Regions from separate parts of the Homo sapiens genome. Here region 1 is linked to region 2. Evidence: chromatin contacts called from ENCODE Hi-C or POLR2A ChIA-PET data. All regions are on one chromosome and are shown on one strand. The core of a region is the stretch at or near the end of the contact, and the rest is flanking DNA. Distances in the headings are between cores, read along the strand shown.

Region 1 (3,247 bases), core at 342-2,841, 130 kb before region 2:
GCTATGTAAATGGCACACCTGGTCCAACCAATCTTTGGGCCCTATGTAAATCAGACACTGCCTCCTCAAGCCAGTCTATAAAACCCCATGTACTTTGCCATGGACTAGAAGACCCACTCAGGTGCCCCTCTCTCTCTGCAGGAGAGAGAGCTGTTCTCTTTTCTCTTTCTTTTGCCTATTAAACCTCCACTCTTAAATACACTTCTTGTATGTCCATTTCCTCTATTCCCTTGGCACGAGACAATGAACCTTGGGTATTTACCCCAAACAATGACGCAGCTTCAATAATAGATGAAAATCACTTCCAACTTATGCATGATGAAAAGAAGTTAAGCTTTCTCATGAAAATTGAAGTACCCTATTTGCAGCCCAGTCTCATATACCGGCAAATATGGATATAAACTTTCACCAAAAACTACATTTGATTGGAACATTGTTCATAGAGCCCCCCCAAAGTCCAGACAACAGTGAACAAGCAGTGTTGGAAAGACAGCTGGGTCAACGACAGTCATTGTTATGCAGGTATTTCATGAATGCTAAAGACAATAACTACAAAATTTCCAGAATATTGGAAAGTATTGTCAGTGAAAACATTGAGATACAGAAAGTGTGTTTACTCTCATGAGAATAAACTGGTGAGAGGGTCCCCACAGTGGTAGATGGCATGGTGACCGGGTGCTAGATGTGTGTGCATATGCAAATGGCTGAGTGTGGAGGAAACTGGAAGGGCAGTCGAGGTGGTTAACATAGGTTAACTGTGTGGCCGTGAGATCCACCCTCAACACAGAAGGGGAGAAAAGGGTGCTCTGAAAAACAAGAGGCATGTGTGAATAACTGCACTGTTACAAAACTACGTGTTTTGTGATGTGAATGTAATTGTAAAAAAAGCTTATAAAAAGGTACTCCTTTAGTCGGCCTCCTCATCAAGAAAAGTCTCCAGTTTAGAAACTTAAGTATTTAATAAGAAAGATGAGAACTGGAGGCAAGACCCAACCAGCACAGAGACCCTTGGTGTCCGCTGGGATAAGGTGCAATGTCCCTGAATCTGCAGTGAGCTTTTATCATAGCAATAGGTTCTCTTCTTTAGAATCACGGGCGGGAAATTATGCAAGATGACCAGGAATGAAGAGCGCGTTCGGAAAGGCAGAAAGTTATAAAATCTGTGAATGATAAGAGGAAGCTGCTTTGGTCAGAGGTTCTGTGAAGCATGAGGAGATAGGTGTAGAAATAAAAAGTTAGCAGTGGATTTTGTGACAGGACGATGGGGCTCTTCACTGCATGGTTTCTCCTCCTCTGCACACCCAATTCTTCGTGTGTTCATGAGTCACCACCGTGAAGCCAGCACCTGGGCCCACGGCCCAGCAGGAGACAAGTGAGGTCTTCACTGCCTTTCCTTCCCAAGTCTTGGAGGCTTCCCGCTGGCAGGGTGAGGAGTGGGCAGAAGCCCGTGCTGTCCCCAGCTGCGCCCCCTCAGAACAGGCAAGGAAAGCTGCTGAGTCACACTGCCAGGCTGCTCCTGGGGCTGCCGTGTGGGAGCTGCAGGATCCGATGATGCCTGGGAGACACTAGTGCAGGCTCTGTCTTCTGCTGAGTCACTGTGAGACACCGCACAACCAATGCTCAGCAGCTGTAAAGAACTGGACTGTAGTGCCCTGGAAGCTTCCCTCCAGCAACCACTGAAGATACTCCAGGACTCCTTTCTACAGCAAGAGGCACCACTGACAGCCAAGTCTGGCAGGAGGACATGTTTGCAGTAAAGCTCATGAACAGCAGACTAAAAACTGTGTCAGAAAAATAAGGTCTACAAATTAATAAAATGTGAACACCCAATACAAAATGGTAAATGTAGAACTAGAAATTTATACGGGAAATAAAAGCAGGAAAAAAAATAACACACATAAAGATGTTCAGCTTTATAGTAACCAATGAAACACAAACTGAAACTGACAATATCTTTTATTTTATCTATCAGATTGTTGAAAATGGAACACTGAGCTCAGGTGGGAAAGACAGGCATTCACATTTTGTTAATAGGAATGAAAACTGGTACGGACTTCTGGAGGAGAAGTTACAGTATGTAGCTAAATTTACATGTGAATAACCTTTGACTTGGTGGAATTTCACTTGTGGATATCCTATATTTGCAAAAGGAGAAGTTGAAAACAATTGATATGTCCATTTTTAGGGAAAACATTACTGTAATGAAATTATTGCAATTCATACATCAAAATGCTACAAAATCATTAAAAATGTCAATGCTGGTGTTTATATGCAGATACCAGAAGTATTTACATTATGTGAAAAAGCAAGCTGCATTGCACTTTGATGGTCTTCTACGTGTAAATCAAAACTGCCCACACACACATTGATAAAGGCACAGAAAGACGGGGTCCCCCTGGAGGAGGGGCTTTGAGAAAGGGGCATGGAGGAGAGGTTCAGTTTTCATGCTTTCTTTCTCCATTCTCTTCCTCCTCCTTCTGTTTTCCAAGTTGAGTACACTATATTTGAAAAGACAATGAATAAACAAATCCAGACATGTGTCTATGTGCTCTGCTGATAACGAAGGGAACCCCAGGCAGAGTTTGGCGGATGCAGGTGACCTGGGAGGGCAGGAGTGAAAAGGTGAGAGCGGCTGGTGCGGGTGTCACGTGCTGTGCCCACACCCCAACAACCCTGAACCACGGCCTCCCCTAGGTGCTGGGGCTCCTAACCAAGAGCCTGGTCCATTAGGACAGGCTGACTTCAGCATGTGTTACCTCAGGAGTCTCCACAGCAACCTCAGAGGGCATTCACACCCAGACTGCCAGCCCCGTCCCCAGAGCTTCCGAGTCAGCAGGTCTTGGGAGCTGACGAGACTTCACGATCCTAAAACGTTCCCAGATGACCCTGATGCTGCTGGTCCAGGGAACCAGCCCTTGCGAACTGGAAAAAAGGATGGAGGAATTGAATGCTGCCATTTCTTCCAGGGTGATCAACTAGAATCAAAAGGGGACCAACTTAGAGGGTTTCAACAAGGTTCTTTGGAACATTCCCCCCCGTGAACGTTACCAGTTAATATTGATCCATGTTTATTTCTGAGCCTCCCCTACACCTGCTCCCGTGCTGGGTGCTGGGACTCTGCCAGGCACGGATAAACCAGGAGGGGCACAGCAGGGGCATCACGCACTCCACTGTGGGCCTTCGGGCTGGGTGGTGTCAGGGAGGAAGGCACGTGCCAGAGAGGTGGGCAGTGGTGGCTCTGCAGCCA
Region 2 (3,209 bases), core at 624-3,123:
GGTCTCCTAAGGAGAACACTGAGAGGCATCCAGACAGCATAAACAGCTGACCTGGGCGAGTGGAGTAAACATGAAGACAGCAAATATGGGCGGAAGCCACCTAAGATTGCCTAAGAATGAGGACCCAGTCTGCTCTGCAATTTAAATTTTATTAAAAATGTTGCAGTGCCATTTACAAAAACCCCAGAAGGGAACAATCCATGTGGATTCCTAAAATCCACCCCAATTTAGCTGCTAGGTTGAGTAAGGGGGGCAGATCTGGGGTTTGGATATGTAGGAGCCACTCTGAGCCCCCCTCTTCCCCGCTGAGGGGGTCCTAAACGCCAGTGAGTCCAGAGGATGACCGCCTCTGCCCACCAGGCCTGACCTCAGACAAATATGACACCCTGGGCATCTTCCTTCTCCTTGAGAGAATTTCCCCAGGGCTCCCCTGGCTGCGCACCCTTGGCTGGTTTTCCTGCTTCCCAATGACTTCTCAATGACTCTTTGCCAGGTCCTCTCTTCAGCCTTTTCCAGCTCATCTCCCTGTAGCCCGCGGTGCCACCTACCTACCCTGTGCCGATGACCACTCAGCTAGCAAGCTGGACACGCACAGACCCTCTGCTGGCTCCTCACCCACCACGTCTGTGAACAGCCCTGCCGCGGCTCACCTGGCCTTGCCCCACACCTGGGATCTGTTCACCACCTCCTCCATGAAAATCAAAGCATCAACAAGTCCTACTGATTCTTCCCCCTTGTCACCCTGGACCAAGCTACCATCCTCTCACCCAGGCCACTTCAACGATTTCCTAGTTGCTTCCCCACATCCTTACTGGGCTATTGCAGCAGTCACAGGGTCTTTCAGATGGGGAACTGATTCTGTGACAGCTCTGCAGGAATTCTTCAGTGACCCAGCTCCCGGGGCACAGACCAAAGGCTTTTGCGTAGCTCATGAGAGCCAGCATATGCCAACCCCCGTTTAGTCTCCGTCTCAACTCTGACATCTCCCAACTCTCTATGTTCCCTCGTGACTGGCCTTCTTTGAAGTAGAAGCTGTTCTTCATGAGCTACAGATTTTAAAGTTTGGATCCGGATTCATTCTGAAGAAAACTGAAAACTAAGAACATCCATGCTCCACCACAGGGACAATACAGCCTCAGGTCCCAGCCCCCAGGCAGCCTCCGAGCCACAGATGGAGACCTAGAGCCAGGGTGAGGGTGGCATCCAGAGAGGGCCAAGGGAGCTCAGTCGGGCTTGTTTGGGCTTGGGTTTCCTTCGCTGCATCTCTGTCCTGTCTTTCCCTGTTTTCTTTCCAGGGGTTCCTTTAAGCCTTTTTGCTACGCATAGGGTCTCTTTATTATGTGCGACTTCATTGCTCCCCGGGCTACCTATGCCACAATCTACACTGCAGTGAAACAAGCCATCAGATAGCCACACCAATGAAAGTCCGCAAAGCATAAAACTGCTCTCCTGGCTGGGCGCGGTGGCTCACACCTGTAATCCCAGCACTTTGGGAGGCCGAGGCGGGCGGATCACGAGGTCAGGAGACCAAGACTATCCTGGCTAACACGGTGAAGCCCTGTCTCTACTAAAAATACAAAAAATTAGTCGGCGTGGTGGCAGGTGCCTGTAGTCCCAGCTACTCAGGAGGCTGAGACAGGAGAATGGCGTGAGCCTGGGAGGTGGAGCTTGCAGTGAGCCAAGATCATGCCACTGTACTACAGCCTGGGCGAAAGTGTGAGACTCCGTCTCAAAAAAAAAAAAAAAAAAAAACCTGCTCTCCCTGGATCCCACGGATCTGCTTTGTAAGCAGCAATCCTCATGAAATGTCTTCAATCCAGTCATTCAACAAGTCATGCCCGAGTACGCACCCTGCAGTAGGCGCTGGGGGTGGCAGGGAAGCAGCCAGAAGAAGCCTGTGTTCTTGTGAAGCTCACACTTGACCTAAAGATGAGAGGCAGATCATGAGCTCAATGAGTGAGTTCTGCAGATAAGAGCTGTAGGAAAGTTAGCACAGGGTCAGGGGGATTGGAGTGCCAGGGGGCTGAGATCATGAGCTCAATAAATGAGTTCTGCAGATAAGAGCAGTGGAAAGCTAGCAAAGGGTCAGAGGGACTGGAGCGCTGGGGGGCTGGGGAGGCATTCCCATTGGGGGATTTTGGGGGTGACGCTCATTGCTTCTATGAGAACTCTGCATCCCGTATCAGAGCAAAAGTAGACGAGCTTCTCCTGAGCCCCTGGTCTATTTTTACCGCGTGGACACTGTGAGTCATGCTGCTGATTGTGTCTCCCTCTCAGCACTGCTGCTGAGCACACAGCCAGCTCTAGACACCAAAATATATTTGAGGTGCTCACCTCCCTCTTGGTGTGATCTCATTTTTCCTGATCTTTTTCCTCCACCTTGTTAGGATCATCTGTGCATTTAGTTAGCTGGTTATATTGCCACCTGTCCGCCCTGCCTTGCGTGATAAGTACCGTGCAGAAGGAACGCATCCCCAGCTATATTTCCAGGCATTACAAGCCGCCTTCTGGCAGGGGACGCCTGCCTTCCCCCACAGTCCTCAGGAAGGAGCAACAGAGAAGAAGGAATGAGAAGAATGAGGGCACAGTCTGCTTCCCAAGCTCAGCTGAAGACCACAAAGCTTCTGAGACCCTGACCATGAATCTGTCCATTCACGCATCCCAGATAAAGGGCCCTTGAAACTTGGAAGTGTGATGGGCTTCATGCTATGACATCTTGAATGATCACTGAACATAATTGTGCCAAAGTTCGTATCTACTTAATTTCCCAGAGTTTAAAGCAGAATTAACATAAATGCAAAGACAAAACTCCCACGTCAGCGCTCTGCTTTCCAGACACGTCAGCAGGCACTGTATGAATCAGTACTGTCACTCTTCTCTTCTTCAGTGACCTTTGTATTTTATTTCCTTTAACAGAGAGGACAGCCCCAAGGCCTTCACACCATCCTAACCAGAAGCCAAATGGCAATGCACTTGGAGGATGTGCATTTGATCCAGAAAAGCAAATTAGCATGTTCTTAACAAAGATTTGAATGGGACATCCATGGAATGACACTAACTCTTAAAAATCACTAAAATAGCTTGCTTAAAAGTCACTGAAATAGCTGCCAGGGTCAAATAAATGATTGTTTCAAAGTCATTCTTTCCCAGAACTCTGCAGGGAAGATTCAAGGGTGAGGATTCTGAGAGATTCTGTCTCCCTGACATTC

What was found. Hi-C counts contacts between places; a loop is a spot of excess contacts on that map. ChIA-PET counts read pairs that join two places held with the same protein, here RNA polymerase II (POLR2A). Pooled maps may share reads with other maps.
Region 1: a map of left cardiac atrium shows a loop between it and region 2 (4-fold over the local background). The contact joins two enhancer-like sites. A Hi-C loop is called at or near these places in 4 of 168 maps with a recorded cell type or tissue (heart left ventricle, heart right ventricle, left cardiac atrium and 1 more) and 2 of 50 pooled maps. POLR2A ChIA-PET finds 5 or more read pairs at or near these places in 1 of 52 experiments (K562).

Annotation. Positions count from the first base shown.
Region 1 is chr20:24,633,280-24,636,526 of GRCh38, reverse strand. The region is part of intron 3 of SYNDIG1 (synapse differentiation inducing 1); the gene reads right to left. Among named protein-coding and RNA genes, the nearest start is that of SYNDIG1, 170 kb to the right of the region's middle. RefSeq lists enhancers at 1,155-1,993, 875-2,074, 2,158-2,810. Within about 2 kb of position 1,591, at least 5 of the 41 ENCODE cell types and tissues checked have a DNase peak (open chromatin) inside an H3K27ac peak, as active enhancers do.
Region 2 is chr20:24,502,500-24,505,708 of GRCh38, reverse strand. The region is part of intron 1 of SYNDIG1 (synapse differentiation inducing 1); the gene reads right to left. Among named protein-coding and RNA genes, the nearest start is that of SYNDIG1, 34 kb to the right of the region's middle. RefSeq lists enhancers at 997-1,496, 1,497-1,998. Within about 2 kb of position 1,873, at least 6 of the 41 ENCODE cell types and tissues checked have a DNase peak (open chromatin) inside an H3K27ac peak, as active enhancers do.